Regions from separate parts of the Homo sapiens genome. Here region 1 is linked to region 2. A link is an interaction called in ENCODE POLR2A ChIA-PET data of the cell type or tissue named here. Cell type or tissue: PC-9. All regions are shown on one strand.

Region 1 (8,000 bases), 61 kb after region 2:
AAAGATTTCATCAGCGTAAAAGATTTTGCTATGGCTTATGCCCCCCAGTGGTCATCTTTAAGTTTAAAAGGAAACAAAACAAGTATCTACTATGAGCCAAGCGAGGCAATTTACTCATCTCATTTATTCTTCACAAAAAGGTGAGATTATTCCTTTTTTTAAAGAAAAGAAAACTGAAGAGAGGTTACATAAGGCTATGGAGCTAGTGACTAAATTCAACAGAATTTAAAGCGAGTTCACTGGGAGGCCTGTTTTCTTTCCATTCCTTGAAAATTTGGCCTCCCTTGTCAATGGTTGGCTTTTAGTACTCCTGCACTCACTTGCACACTGCACACTTGACAAGTAGGTCAAAACTTAATTCCCTGCATGACAGGCAGGTACAGCACTTAAACACTCCTAACAATGAGTGCTGACAAAAAAAAAAAAACTGAGCAAAAGTGGAATTAGAGAGAACTCTAAATTACACATTATTTGTTGAGCCCACAACCCAGAAACAAGATGAGCATGTAATGACCCCTTACAGGATGGGTCTATGAAACTATTGCCAGACTCCATTATTCATGATCTTGAAAGACTGCCCAGGGCCTGATAAGGGGGTCTGTGGCAGAAGTGGGTGCAAGTTGGGAAAAAGGGAAGGAAGAAGCAGGGAACACTCCTCACCTCTTTGCGTTTCTCCAACAGGCTCTCCAGCCGCTCAGGTGCCCTCTGCCCTGGCCCCTTGTTTCTTTCAGCCTCATACTGACGCTGATTGTTATCTTGGTGCACACTCAGTTGGAGGGCAACTTTTACCAGGGAGGTCATCAGTTTCATAGCTTTGAGAAAGGAAAAAGAGATAAAGAAATCATTACTGAGGTCAGAGGAGAGAGGATGAGTAGAAGGAAAAAATAGAAGGAAAGAAGGGCAATGAAAATGAGACGTCAGAGCAGGATGACCCTAAAATCCTAAGACGGCCTGTCCTGGAGTGGACTGTTTCCCTCGAACCCTTGTGGTCTTCTTTTAACCATCAGCATACCCCTAGTGGTGAGCTCTGACAAAAATATTAAACCTGGAAATTGTTGCTGTGATCTACCCCTTCTCAAAACTCCACTAGTGAGAAACTGGATTGAAGTTTAGGATAAAAGAGGCATGGCCTTGAAGTGAAGAGCCAAGATGCAGGTAGGAAAGAAGATCCTGAATCAGAGAACAGAGGAAAGTCCTATAAATCCCCAGGAGAATGTCCAGAGTAAAAATGAATGCTCACCAGCCAGGGTGCTAGTGTGACGGAAGGCGCGGACTTGTGAGTCTGAGAGGCCAGTGAGCAGGGAGATGAGGTCGTCCATAGGGAAGCCATCATAGAGGAGGCTGTACTGGCACTGACAGACCAATGTCCTCACAAATTCACAGAAGCTGCCCTGGAACTTCTTCCAGGATGGACCTGGAGCTATGAGAGGGTAGTCCCCCGAGTCCTACAAAAGGATGTATGAAAAGGATGGGAAAGTTATTACCAGGTCCATGAAGTCATAGGGGCTTGGATGTCAAAACTCAACAGTCCAGTAAAAATATCTGTTATACCTCATTTCCTGGTATTCTCCCCAATTTGAGAGGCATATTCAGATCTCTTTTACCCCCAAGAGACTGAATTCCTCCTTCTAAAAGCTACCCTATTTCACAGAATCAAAAAGAAGGGGATAATAGGCATTGTGTTTTGAAATAAGAGGGGTAAGAGGATCCTGGTCATCTTCTTCCACCTCATTAAACTGCTCTGTTAGGTGCTGGATGATCTCTGAGTTGGACATCTTCTTGAACATCTCAGGGGTCACAATGCCTAAAGAATGAAGGATATGAGGTGCTTACAAGGAAAATAACAGGATGCTTTGATCATTTACAGATATACCTGAAGATGAGCAAGGAAACATTCTGCAAAGAGCTTAGGTGGGGAATGAGAAGACCCCCTGGTCAACAGTCTGCCAACATCCAACCATGTATCTGCTATAAGGCAATCTCTCTAAAAACCCAAAGGAAGGGAGCCACAGGTTATGGTGTAGACATGGCCAAATCCAAGAACCACACCTCACACAACCAGGCTGAAAACTGCACAGAAATGGCATCAAGAAACCCCAATCACAAAGATACAAATCTCTTAAGCGGATGGACCCAAATTCCTGAGGAATATGTGCTTTGCCAAGAAGCACAACAAGAACGGCCTAAAGAAGATGCAGGCCAGCCGGGTGCAGTCGGTCATGCCTGTAATCCCAGCACTTTGGGAGGCCAAGGTGGGTGAATCACAAGGTCAGGAATTCGAGACCAGCCTGGCCAACATGGTGAAACCCCGTCTCTACTAAAAATGCAAAAAATGAGCTGGGCATAGTGGCGGGTGCCTGTAATCCCAGCTACTCGGGAGGCTGAGGCAGGAGAATCGCTTGAACCTGGGAGGCGGAGGTTGCAGTAAGCTGAGATCGCACTACTGCACTCCAGCCTGGGCAACAAGTGAGACTGTCTCAAAAAAAAAAAAAAAAAAGATGATGCAGGGCAACAATGCCAGGGCCATAGGGCCATGAGTGCACATGCTGAGGCTATCAAGTCCCTCATAAAGCCCAAGGAGGTTAAGCCGACTTGCCTACACTGCCCACCCCAAGCTTGAGAAGCATGCTTGTGCCCACAATGCCAAGGGGCTCAGGCTGTGCCAGCCAAAGGCCAAGGATCAAATGAAGGGCCAGGCTGCACCTCCACCTTCAGTTCCAGCTCAGGCTCCCAAAAGTACCCAGGCCTGTACAAAGGCTTCAGAGTAGAGATCTCTCTCTGCCAGCATGAGGTCAGGACTGGTGTCCCCTTGCACTATTTGTACAAATAAACCTGAGGCAGGATTTGTTTCAAAAAAAAAAAAAGGAATCAAGCAGTGAAAAACTGCCAAAAAACAACAACAACAACGACAAAAAAAAAACAAACCAAAAAACAGGCCAGGCGCGATGGCTCATGCCTGTAATACCAACACTTTGGGAGGTCGAGGCAGGGGGATCGCCTGAGGTCAGGAGTTCAAGATCAGCCTGGTGAAACCCCATCTCTACTAAAAATACAAAAATTAGCCACGTATGGTGGCACTCGCCTGTAATCCCAGCCACCTGGGAGGCTGAGGCACGAGAATCGCTTAAATCCAGGATGTAGAGGTTGCAGTGAGCCGAGATCATGCCACTGCACTCTAGCCTGGGCAACAGAGTGAGACTCTGTCTCAAAAAAAAACAAAAAAAAACAAAACAAAGACAGCAATAAAACTAAGCCAGATGCTGATTTCTTATATAATACAACCTGACTGAGACCATCTGTCCCAATAAACGAAGCCATGGCAATAAGAGTTCTGGGGGTACCACAGCTACAGAGGAGAAATATGGGCAAAGTAGCTGGGAAACAAAGAGTAACATTATTGCATCCAGAAAGACCAAAGGGTGTCTTCAAATTTGTGCCATAACATAAGCGTGATTACTTCTTTTTCCCTAAAGTGTCTTGCCTCTAAACCAACATGGTTCCCTACTGGATCACTTCCCATATTTATCAATAAAAAATTTAGTTAAAGAAGTGAAACTTTTCTCTCTTTTTTTTTGAAGACAGTCTGGCTCTGTCGCCCAGGCTGGAGTGCAGTGGCGCTATCCTGGCTCACTATAACCTCCACCTCCTGGGTTCAAGCAATTCTACAGGCATGAGCCACCATACCCAGATAATTTTTTGTATTTTAGTAGGGGTTTCGCCATGTTTCCCAAGCTGGTTTTAAACTCCTGACCTCAAGTGATCCACCTGCCTCAGCTTCCCAAAGTGCTGGGATTACAGGTGTGAGTCACAGTGCCCGGCCTAAATAAGTAAAATTTTTCTAATGCTTTACCATCTTCCTTTATTTAGGAAATGTCTAATCCTACTTATCTAAATGGAGAAAGAATTTCATAACATAGGAACAAAAGGCTGGGAATTAGAAAGGGGGAGCAGTTTCCTCACCTTTACATCCGCAAGATTGGATGAAAAAGTTAACAAGCTCCAGAAATCCTGCATCCTGGTCTTGCTTGTAGCTATCCAGCCACTCATCTACCAAAGACTAGGGAAAAAAAATGTAGATGACTTCTGTTTCTGGCAATATGACAGAATAGAAATCCTATATGATCTTCCCAGTTGAACCATCTAAACTTCTGTAAAACATTTAAAACATCTTTCACAATGTACTGGTGAACTAGAATGAAAGGTAAAATTTCATATAGGCCAAAAATGAGGTGTAAGTAGCAACCCTGGGAGGTAAACAAACTGACTTTTGCCCTAAAGGTTTCATTAATCCCTGGGGATTTATGACTTTGTATCCAGATGGCTGCATGGAATGCAGAGCACAGGAGGTAGAGCCTAAGCTTTTTCCAAGACGAGTAGTCCAAGAGGAGGCACCTAAATAAAGCTGGGTCCTGCAAAGAGTCAGATCCTCAAGGAAGTCAGATTGAACACTAAACCTACCGGGCAGATAGAGACAGCAAGAAAACTAGCTTGTTATGACCTGAGGGTACAGTGGAGGGAAAAAAAATAATTCTTTCTTGAGAATTCATAACCATAGTGAGCCCTCAGATCTGGATTTGCAATCAAGATTCACACCACATACATGATCAGAATAATCAGAATAATCTTTTTTTTTCTTTTCCTTTTTTTTTTTTTTTGAGATGGAGTCTCACTCTGTAGCCCAAGCTGGAGTGCAATGGTGTGATCTCGGCTCACTACAACCTCCACCTCCCACGTTCAAGCAATTCTCCTGCTTCAGCCTCACAAGTAGCTGGGATTACAGGTGTGCGCCACCACGCCTGGCTAATGGCTAATTTTTGTATTTTTAGTAGAGACAGGGTTTCACCATATTGGCCAGGCTGATCTCGAACTCCTGACCTCAAGTGAGATCCACCTTAGCCTCCCAAAGTGCTGGGATTACAGGCATGAGCCACCACACCCAGCCCAGAATAATCATTCAGATAATTAAAAGCGATTCAGGCTGGGAGCAGTAACCCAAGTAAAGTGAAACTCATGTTGCCCAGGCTGGTCTACCAAAAACAGAATAATTAGTCAGGCATGGTGGCACATGCCTATAGTCCCAGCTATGAGAGGGGCTGAGGTGGGAAGATCACCACCTCGCCACTGAGGGAGGTCAAACCAGCAGGGAGCCGTGATAGCACCACTGCACTCCAGCCTAGAAAGAATGAGACCCTGTCTTAAAAAAAAAAAAGTGATTCTGGAGTGTCCCCAGACAACTGTCAAAGCAAAAGCAGGTTCCTTTCTTAAAAACCCAGCTTTGGCCTAGGCCCCAAAGAATTCCAACACATAAGAACTCCAGGGAAAATGAGTGGCTCACAATAAAACCTAGTAAAACATATAAAGAAACAAGGCACTGACAGAATTATACTCACAAAGACTTTAGATAATAATTTATCATAGATTATAAAATGACTATGTTTAATAAAATTTTAAAAATAAAAGGGGGAGAATGGGCTAAAAAAAAGAAATAAAAGGCCAGGCATGGTGGCTCACACCTGTAATCCCAGCACTTTGGAAGGCCGAGGCCGGCGGATCACGAGGTCAAAAGATCGAGACCATCCCGGCCAACACGGTGAAACCCCATCTCTGCTAAAAATACAAAAATTAGTTGGGCGTGGTGGCATGCATCTGTAATCCCAGCTACTCGGGAGGCTGAGGCAGGAGAATCATGTGAACCCGGGAGGTGGAGGTTGCAGTGAGCCAAGATCACGTCACTGCACTCCAGCCTGGCGACAGAACAAGACTCCGTCTCAAAAAAAAAAAAAAAAAAAAAAACTAACACGCTGTACAACTGCATATAAGGTGGAAAAGACATTTGGAATTAAAATGTGCTCAGGTCCTTGCAGAAGATAAGAAATCCAAAGGAAGGCAAGCAAAGGTGGAAAAAGAAACAGAAAAGATAAAACGAATGTACCAACTCAATACTAGGCCATAAGGCTAAGTCTCCATAAATTTCTTTCTTTTTTTTTTTTTGAGACAGAGTCTCACTCTGTCATCCAGGCTGGAGTGCCGTGGCACAATCTCAGCTCACTGCAACCTCCGCCTCCCGAGTTCAAGTAATTCTCATGCCTCAGCCTCCAAAGTGGCTGGGATTACAGACAAACGCCACCACATGCAGCTAATTTTTGTATTTTTAGTAGAGATGGGGTTTCACCATGTTGGCCAGGCTGGTCTCAAACTCCTGGCCTCGAGTGATCTGCCCGCCTCAGCCTCCCCAAGTGCTGGGATCACAGGTGTGAGCCACTGTGCCCGGCCCCTACATAAATTTCAAACACCACATTCCCTGACTACAACACAATGAAGTTAGAAATCAAATAACGAAAATATAACTAGCAAAATTCTATATGTTTGAAAATTTTAAATATTTTCCCAGAAACTATAAAATTACACATTAATGTGGGTAAATCTCAAACAATGTTAACTCAAATAATTAAATCATAGAAGCCTGAATAATGGATTCATTTACATAATTAAAGAACATATTCATAGTGGTAACACTATAATGAGAGATGAGAAAGATTAACACAAAATTCACTCTAGTGTTTACCTGTGGGTAATAAGGAGACTGTGAAATGGAGTAGAAAGAAGGTACACAAAGGATCTCTACAGCACTATTAATGTTTCATTTCTTGAGCTGGGGCTAGAGATCTGAGTAATCATTTCATTTTTATTTTTTAAACTACATATAAGCTTTGTACACTTTCGGGTATTAGAACTTCAATAAAATTATAAAAAAAGAAACAAGGAAAAAATAATTAAGTATAATTGTCAAGATGGAGCTAAAAAATAACATGGGTGAACAAGGTGCCACCCACATCCAAGCTTCCTTCCTGTGTCATGCAATGCCTCTCCTCATCTGCTCCATCAATCAATAAAGGCATAATCACTCCTGTGATACCTTTAAGAAAAGAACATGCTCTCTCAAAGCCAGGTGCAGTGACTCACGCCTGTAATCCCAGCACTTTGGGAGGCCAAGGTGGGCGGATCACCTGAGGTCAGAAGTTGGAGACCAGCCTGGCCAACATGGCGAAACCCCATCTCTACTAAAAATACAAAAAGTAGCTGGGCGTGGTGGCACACGCCTGTAATCCCAGCTACTTGGGAGGCTGAGGCACAAGAATCGCTTGAACCCAGGAGGCAGAGGCTGCAGTGAGCCAAGACTGTGCCACTGCACTCCAGCCTGGGCGACAGAAAGAGACTCTGTCTAAAAAAAAAAAAAGAACATGCTCTCTCATTCAAGGTTACCCTTCTATCACTCCAAGGATTCACCCCATAACCTTATCTTTCTTGACATGTTACACTCACTAAAATGTTCACGTCAAATCAAGTTTGTAGACACTTGTCCTTACCACCTTACAAAAAGTGAGATGGTATCAACAGAGGTGAGACACTGCTTTACCTGCATGTCACTTTTGGCGGCTTTCACAGCATTGAAAAGATCATTGGCTGGTGGCTCTGACTGTTTCCGGCTATGACGATGTACCACTCGGGACCCTTTCTTTGGATGTTTTGCCACCTAATATGTATAAAAAGATCAGAAATATGAAAAAAAAACAAAAAAGGTAACAGTGACATTAACGCTTGGTTTCATCATTATCACACAAGTAGGCTTAAGCTGCCAATTCCACAGCAGAGTCTGAGTTAGACTCAGTCCTGAAATAATTGATTTTTATATTGTTATGAAGTTTATTTTTTTCCCTTAAAAAAAAAGTCCTTGAGTCCCCTTCCTGTATCTCTACATCCTAACGTCCTTTTCTCTTCTTTTCTCTTCAAAATTTCTCTTCTTCCTATTTCCATCCCTTAATACTTTGTAAATCTTGTCCTTTTATGAACCGTATCACCTGAACCTCTTTTAGGTTTTCTTTTCTTTTTTTTTTTTTGAGACGGAGTCTCGCTCTGTCGCCCAGGCTAGAGTGCAGGGGCGCAATCTCGGCTCACTGCAAGCTCTGCCCCCTGGGTTCACGCCATTCTCCTGCCTCAGC
Region 2 (8,000 bases):
ACCCAGCCTGGATTAATCTCAAAAATAATATATTGAGCAAAATAAACCAGGCAGAAAATAGGACACAATGTGTGTGTTTCCATGGATTTGAAGCGCAAAACAGACACAGTGAATCCACGGCACTAGAGACTAGAGCAGTGGCTGCCTCCAGTTGTTGGGAAAGGAGCACGGAACACTTTCTGCAATGATGGGAATGTCCAATATACTTATCGGGGTGCTGGTTAAATGGGGGATATACACTTGCCAAAAGTCATCTAATTGCCCACCTGAAAATCTGTACATTTTGTTATAGTAAGTTATGCCGCAATTGTAAAAACCGAGTTTGGGGTTAAAAAAAAATACATATCTATAAGAAACCATGACCCGAGCTCAGATTTTATCTTATTAAAAACATGTTTTGGTGCCAGGCGCGGTGGCTCACGCCTGTAATCCCAGCATTTTGGGAGGCCGAGGCGGGCAGATCACAAGGTCAGGAGATGGAGACCATCCTGGCTAACACAGTGAAACCCCTTCTCTATGGTGGCGGGCGCCTGTAGTCCCAGCTACTCGGGAGGCTGAGGCAGGAGAATGGAGTGAACCCGGGAGGTGGAGCTTGCAGTGAGCCAAGATGGCGCCACTGCACTCCAGCCTGGGCGACAGAGCGAGACTCCATCTTAAAAAAAATTAAATAAATAAATAAATAAATAAACATGTTTTGACTAGGTGCAGTGGCTTATACCTGCAATCCCAGCAATTTGGAAGTCCGAGGCAGGAAGATCTCTTGAGCCAGGAGTTCAAGACCAGCTTGTGCAACATAGTGAGACCCTGTCTCTACAAAAAATAAAAAATTAGGCTGGGTGCGGTGGCTCACACCCATAATCCTAGCACTTTGGGAGGCCAAGGCGGGTGGATTGCTTGAGGTCAGGAGTTTGAGACCAGCCTGGCCAACGTGGTGAAATCCCGTCTCTACTAAAAGTACAAAAATTAGCCAGGCATGGTGGTGAGTGCTTGTAATCCCAGCTACTCGGGAGGCTGAGGCAGGAGAATCACTTGAATGCGGGAGGCAGAGGTTGTGGGGAGCTGAGATCGTGCCACCGTACTCCAGCCTGGGTGACAGAGTGAGACCCAGTCTCAGAAATAAATAATAAAATAAGAAATTAGTTGAGTGTGGTGTCACGCACCTATAGTCCCAGCTACTCGGGCAGGAGGATCACGTAAGCCCAGGAGTTAGAGGCTGCAGTGAACTGTGATTGGTGCCGTTGCATTCCAGCCTGGGTGACAGAGCACGAACCTGTCTGGGAAAAAAAAAAAAAAAGGAAAAGAAAATCCCCATGCACCTAACCACCAGCCACACTATAGTTGGGTGAGCTGGAAGGTGTGAGCATCTGTAGGTCCTCAGCCCATGAAGATGCCCTGCCTGCCTGGTGGTGGGAGACACAGTGGCCTTTATCACATTCTCCATAATTGGATATGAGGGAAGCATGGGACCGTGACCCCTGGAGGGACTGCAGGGATTGCCCACGCCAGTCATCTCACTGTACAGCTGGAGAAACTGAAGCCAGGACAAGGAGTGGGCCAAGGTTCCATAGTGAGCAGGGGATGCTCTGTCTGCCTGGTGCACAACCCTCCTGTCCAGCTCCCAGTGCCCCCACCCACCCCACCCCAGGCCAGGAGCGGCCTCTGGCACCCAAGACAGGTGCAGAGTCAATCAGCAAATACTACAAGCCTCGCCCAGAACTGGGAGCTGGGGTAGCAGTGACAAAGCCTCCTTGGTCTCTGCCCACTCAGCAGCCCAGGCCAGGGTGGAGTTGGTAAACTTCAGCAGTGATCTAATGGCCAGACACCTCCCTAAGTAGGCACTGACGGTTGGAGGGGAGGTGTGGGTAGTGTTGAGGAGGGGACGTAGTGGAGCATGGTTCGTGAAGGTGTCCACCCTGAGACCTGAAGGCTGGGGAGTGGAATGAGGGTCCCGGGGGAGGATACGGCACACTAACGAACGAGGAGGCGCCCAGCAGTGGCCCCATGGGGGCTGGACAGAAACAGCCCAAGTCACGGAGCTGGAAGCCATCCTGGGGCCCTTGGTGTTATCATGGAGACAGTGGGAGCCACGGGAGGTGCTTGACCCAAGGAGCGAGGTCATCACATTTGTGCTTTGAGAAGTGCCTTTGCCTGTACTGTACAGCGTGGATGGACAGGGTCTCAGGAGACCCAGGAAGAGGCTTGTGAGATGACAGCAGGGATGAAAAAGGCTGGATTTGAGGTCCCCAAGGGGTCAGTCAAAGAGGGCTTGGTGAATCGAGTGGCACACAGCAGGTGGACACCAGGAAGAGTCTGGGTGGGGGTCAGGGGGATGGGTCACTGCTGGAGGTGAAAGGTCTTCCCAGTTCTGGTCCTGGCTCGTGCAAGGTGTGACCTCTGGCAGATCCCGTCCCTTCTCTGATCCTGGGTTTTTGTTTAAAGATGATCTATTCCATGCTAAAATTCTTTCCCCTTAAGATGCTAATCAAGGGACTATAGGTCCCTGTATGGTGGCTCAATCCTGTAATCCTAACCCTTCGGGAGGCAAAGGTGGGAGGATGGCTTGAGGCCAGGAATTCAAGACCAGCCTCAGCAACATAGTTAGACCCTGTCTCTACACGAAAAGATTTTTTTTTAAGACAGAGTCTCGCTGTGTCACCCAGGCTGGAGTGCAGTGGCATGATCTCAGCTCACTGCAACCTCTGCCTCCTGGGGTCAAGCGATTCTCCTGCTTCAGTCTCCGGAGTAGCTGAGATTACAGGCACCTGCCACCACGCCCAGCTAATTTTGGTATTTTTAGTAGAGACAGGGTTTCACCATGTTGCCCAGGCTGGTCTCGAACTCCTGGTCTCAAGTGATCCACCCGCCTCTGCCTCCCAAAGTGCTGGGATTGCAGGTGTGAGCCACCATGCCTGGCACCCCCCTTTCTTATTTGCTGGTGAACTGGTGGTAAACTGTGCCACAGATTTAAAAAAAAAAAAAACACTTGTAATTCTCTTTTCTCTGCTACTTTAGCTGGTTCATAAATCAGACATCTCAGAAAAGGTTTTGCCAGGCAAGTTTACCTGGAAGTGTCTCTCCCCTGCTGCACCCTCCTTCCCCCTCTGCCTTGGGGTTTCAGGTCTGTTGCTGGAACAGGGCTCTGGCTGGGCCAGGGCTCCTCGCCCAGGATGCCCAGGGAGAGGCCCCGTGTGAGGGCCTGACTCTGCGGGCTTAGGAATCCCAGAGTAAACAGATCAAGTTACCTGTGTCAGCCGGGCCATCCACAACAGGCAGCAGCAGCAATTGAAGATGGGAGTGTTCTTCTCAGAGATGACTCAGCTACTCAGCTTCTCGGCCCAGATCGGGGACCACCCTGGGCCTCAGCTCTGCCCTGGTGCTTGGCTCCAGGCCAAGGCCGGGGTTGGGTGGTGGGGGGAACAATGGATTTTGAGAGTCAGTGGCTGGTGTGCAATTCTCTTTCACCCCACCAGGCTGAGGGCACATGTCAACAACTCTGGCAGCGTGAGGGGACCAGCTGCGACCTGGGTCATCTGTAAGGTGGTGGCTCAGCCTCTCTAAGCCTCAGTTGCCTCATCTGTCAAATGGGCAGCAACAGCTATGTCAGAGAGTTGATGGGACAAATGAATCAACCGCCCGGGTGTGGTGGTTCATGCCTGTAATCCCAGCATTTTGGGGGGCTGAGGCGGTTGGATCACTTGAGATCAGGAGTTCGAGACCAGCCTGGTTAACATAGTGAAACCCCATCTCTACTAAAAAATACAAAAATTAGCTGGGCATGGTGGCAGGCGCCTGTAATCCCAGCTACTTGGGAGGCGGAGGCAGGAGAATTGCTTGAACCCGGTAGGCAGAGGTTGCGGTGAGCCGAGATTGCGTCACTGCACTCCAGCCTAGGCAACAAAGCAAGACTCCGTCTCCAAGAAAAAAAAAAAAAAGAATCAACCAAGGTGGTTGAAGCCAGGGTGCAGGGAGAGAAGTGCAAGTCTGCAGGGAGAGCCTGGACCATGGTGGTTGGAAGCCCAGGAGTGAGCATCTGGGGAGAGGGTGTAATAGGAGATGAGAGACGACCCCTTGAGAGCTGCCTACGCTGGGGAGGAGAAGAGCAGCCACCACAGGAAGCAGAGGACTGTCAGTGTCCAAGACGTCAGAGGAGACCGTGCGGGAGATTGCAGATTCCAGGGAGGCCTTGGCCAGCCATGTGGGTCCAGGCAACAGGTCATGGGCAGGGAGGCACAAGGGAAGACGTCATCGGGCTGGGCTCAGGGAGGTCACTGATGAACGGAGCGGGATGCCCTGGAGGGCTTGAGGACGTGGCCCAATGGCAGGTGGTCGGGGTAAGGAGGTGGCCTCAGGAGGAGATGGGGATGAAGGAAGACTTTTTTTTTAGGACAGAAGAAACTTGATCCTATTTATTGCTAAGACTAAGAAGCCAAGTATGAAACCGACAGCTCAGGGAGGTGCTTGGGAGAGTCATGAAAGGAGGAAGGAGTTTGCCAGAGTGCTGTTTTCCTGAGGCCAGAGAGAAGGGATCAGATGGGTGGACAGGCCAGACACAGTGGCTGACACAGTGGCTCACATGTAACCCCAGCACTTTGGGAGGCTGAGGCGGGAGGATCACTCGAGGCCAGGAGTTCGAGACCAGTTTGAGCAATATAGTGAGACCCTGTCTTTACAAAAAAATGAAAAAAAAAAAAGGCCGGGCACGGTGGCTCACGCTTGTAATCCCAGCACTTTGGGAGACCGAGGCGGGCGGATCATGAGGTCAGGAGATTGAGACCATCCTGGCTAACACGGTGAAACCCTGTCTCTACTAAAAATACAAAAAAATTAGCCAGGCATGGTGGCAGGCACCTGTAGTCACAGCTACTTGGGAGGCTGAGGCAGGAGAATGGCGTGAACCTGGGAGGCAGAGCTTGCAGTGAGCCGAGATCATGCCACTGCGCTCCAGCCTGGGCAACAGAGCAAGACTGCGTCTCAAAAAAAAAAAAAAATTAGCCAGGCATGGTGGTGTGTACCTGTAGTTGCAGCAACTTGGGAGGCTGAGTTGGGAGGATCACTTGAGCCCAGGAGTCTGAGGCTGCTGCAGTGAGCTATGACTGCATCACTGCACTCCAGCCTGGGCAACAGAGCAAGACTTTATCTCAAAAAAAAAAAAAAGATGGGCGAATGATCAGAGACTTTCTGAGAGGGTGCCCTTCCCAGTTGGTCTGTGTCTTAGGAAATCTGGGGTGTGTGTTGGGGTGCTGAGCAAGGCAGAGGGGCAGGGGTGGAAGAGGTCTGGGGGAGGGAAGGTTAAGCTGACCCAGCAAGGGGTAGATGGGCCCCGGTGGCAGGAAGGGGGATTTCTGAGCTGCATGTCTTTGCTGAGGGTGAGTTTGGGCAGAGGTCATCTAAGGATGGGGCCAGCCGAGGGGCCCCCAGGAACACCCAGCCCCACAGGCCAGCAGTACACGGTAGGGTTGGAGTGGTGGTGGCCGCAGGAGATGAGTGTGACCGGGAACCAGGGCCACTCCCAGAGTTACCATGTGACAGGACAACAACTCCAGCCCATGCCCCAGCGTGTCCCCAAAGTCCTTTAATAGCAAGGCCTCCAGAGAATGTTGCGTCCCAATTCATAGTGTCAGGGCAGGACTGCAGGTTACTTTAGGGTCACATATTTCCATTGTGGTCTTCAGCATGTTGACACAAACTGTCTGCATGCTGGGAAAGGTCAGAGATTGTGTGTCTCGGTGTGCTTTCTCAGCTCTGGTGTAAGGAACACAGAAGGTTGAATGTGCTTCTGGTTATGTCGGGAAAAGACCAGGGAAGTGTCGTGCCATTAACCAAAACCAGAAATGGATGCTGTTTATGAAAGCAGCCACAGCATGCCTGGTGCTTTTTTTTTTTTTGGAGACAGAATCTCGCTCTGTCACCCAGGCTGGAGTGCAGTGGCGCGATCTCGGCTCACTGCAACCTCCGCCTCCCAGATTCAAGCAATTCTCCCACCTCAGCCTCCTGAGTAGCTGGGATTACAGGTGCCTGCCACCACGCCCGGCTAATTTTTTTTTGTATTTTTAGTAGAGACGGGGTTTTACCATGTTGGCCAGGTTGGTCTCAAACTCCTGACCTCAGGTGAACCATCCCCTCGGCCTCCCAAAGTGCTGGGATTACAGGCATGAGCCACCGCGCCCGGCCGCCTGGTGCTTTTTTAATTTTATTTTTTATTTTTTGAGACAAGGTCTTACGCTGTCACCTAGGCCGAAGTGCAGTGGTGCAATCACAGCTCATCACTGCAGCCTCGACCTCCTGGGCTTGAGCAATCCTCCTTCCTCAGCCTCCTGAGTAGCTGGGACTACAGGTGCATGCTACCAGGCCCTGTTAATATTTTTTTTTAGATTTTTTTTTTGGTAGAGGCAGGGTCTCACTGTGTTGCCCAGGCTGGTCACCTGGTGATTTTATCTACAAAGGGACATTGATTCCCCACCCTGGTTCCTGAAGGCAGACAGTATGTACCCCTCTTGGAAGTTTGGGGAACAGGCTCAGGAGCTGTGTAAATATGCCCAAGACCACAGGATCGAACAGCCAACTCCAAAGCATTGCCTTTTTTTTTTTTTGAGACAGAGTCTCACTAGTCCGGAGTGCAGTGGTGTGATCTACACTGCAGCCTCGAACTCCCAGGTTCAAGCGATTCTCGTGCTTCAGTCCCCCAGGTAGCTAGGATTACAGGCATGTGCCACTACGCCAGGCTAATTTTTGTATTTTTAGTAGAGATGGGTTTTCACCATGTTGGCCAGGCTGGCCTCGAACTCCTGACCTCAAGTGATCTGCTTGCCTTGGCCTCCCCAAAGTGCTGGGATTACAGGCATGAACCACTGTGCCTGGCCAGGTGTTTTTGTTTTTTTTTTAAATCATAAGTAGTTGTAACTCTGTAAAAAGTGTACCCTGCCATACACAATGTCTGGGGACTTGTTTTTCAACCCACAGTGCTGTGACATTGCTGATACTTGTTTATCTCTTTGCTTAACACTGTGGATGGTTCATGTTGCCTGCTGGGTAATATTCTGCCATTCTTCATGTCCTCTCCTGCTGATGGGCATCTGGGCTGTGGCCAGGTTTTTGTTACTGAGAACAGGCTGTCACGGATCCTCTTGTCTGTGTCTCCCGTTACGTATCTGTAAAGGGTGCATGTCTCAGAATGGAAACGCTGAGTCATGGGGCGTATGCTACAAGTCCCCCCTGCCTTCAGGAAGTCCCCAACCCGTACAGGCAGCTCAGCCCCGGCTCGGCAGACCCCAGGCAGCTAACTCCTTTAACCCAACTAAGCTTCGGTTTTCCCGTCTGTGAAATGGGAATCATTCTACAGCACATTCATTAAGGTCACACTGATTACAGACCTCGTACCAAGCCCTGTGCTGGGCATGGCGGCCCTGGAGGAGGAGATGCAGCCTTGTCTCTTGCTCGCAAAGACAGAAATGGGGCGGGGCACGGTGGCTCACACCTGTAATCCCAGCACTTTGGGAGGCTGAGGTGGGTGGATCACCTGAGGTCAGGAGTTGGAGACCAGCCTGGCCAACATGGCGAAACCCCATCTCTACTAAAAATGCAAAAATTAGCGGGGCATGGTGGCACACACCTGTAATCCCGGCTACTCGGGGAGCTGAGGCAGGAGAATCACTTGAACATGGGAGGCAGAAGTTGCAGTGAGCCGAGATCGCACCACTGCACTCCAGCCTGGGCAACAGAGTGAGACTCCATCTCAAAAAAAAAAAAAAAAAAAAAAGGCAGACAGACATGGAAGTGATTAATCTCAGTACTATAATGGATATCGCCATGGCTGGGGAGGTGATAGGCTGGTAGGGGTGAAAGGAAGTTGGACTGGGGACCGTGAGAATTGGGGAGATCCAAAATCAGTGATCATTTTGCACCAAGACCTGACAAGCAGAAGGTATACTCTTGTCTACAAGGACTGAGATCTCCTTGGGGGGAGCCTGGGTTCCTGGGGCTTTCCCCAGATCTTTGTGATT

The links. ChIA-PET counts read pairs that join two places held together with the same protein. Peaks named below come from ENCODE experiments on the same cell type or tissue, not always from the same donor. Only the 100,000 strongest peaks of a DNase experiment are listed, where the experiment ranks them.
Region 1: POLR2A ChIA-PET joins it to region 2 with 21 read pairs; 10 of 35 experiments call an interaction of 5 or more read pairs at or near these places.

What each region holds. Positions count from the first base shown.
Region 1 is chr7:100,182,257-100,190,256 of GRCh38, reverse strand. It overlaps STAG3 (STAG3 cohesin complex component), which reads right to left. Exons shown (of 34, transcript NM_001282717.2): 4 at 7,418-7,534; 5 at 3,961-4,057; 6 at 1,728-1,804; 7 at 1,241-1,445; 8 at 661-812. It also overlaps the pseudogene LOC102724025. Among named protein-coding and RNA genes, the nearest start is that of STAG3, 8.3 kb to the right of the region's middle. RefSeq lists an enhancer at 1-47. In PC-9, a CTCF peak has its summit at 50 (motif pointing left); no DNase peak of the experiment used is centred here.
Region 2 is chr7:100,242,793-100,250,792 of GRCh38, reverse strand. It overlaps the pseudogene CASTOR3P. Among named protein-coding and RNA genes, the nearest start is that of PVRIG, 27 kb to the right of the region's middle. RefSeq lists enhancers at 1,635-2,431, 3,230-4,027, 6,890-7,289. In PC-9, no CTCF peak of the experiment used is centred here; DNase peaks (open chromatin) are centred at 3,222 and 4,332; H3K27ac peaks cover 2,750 bases.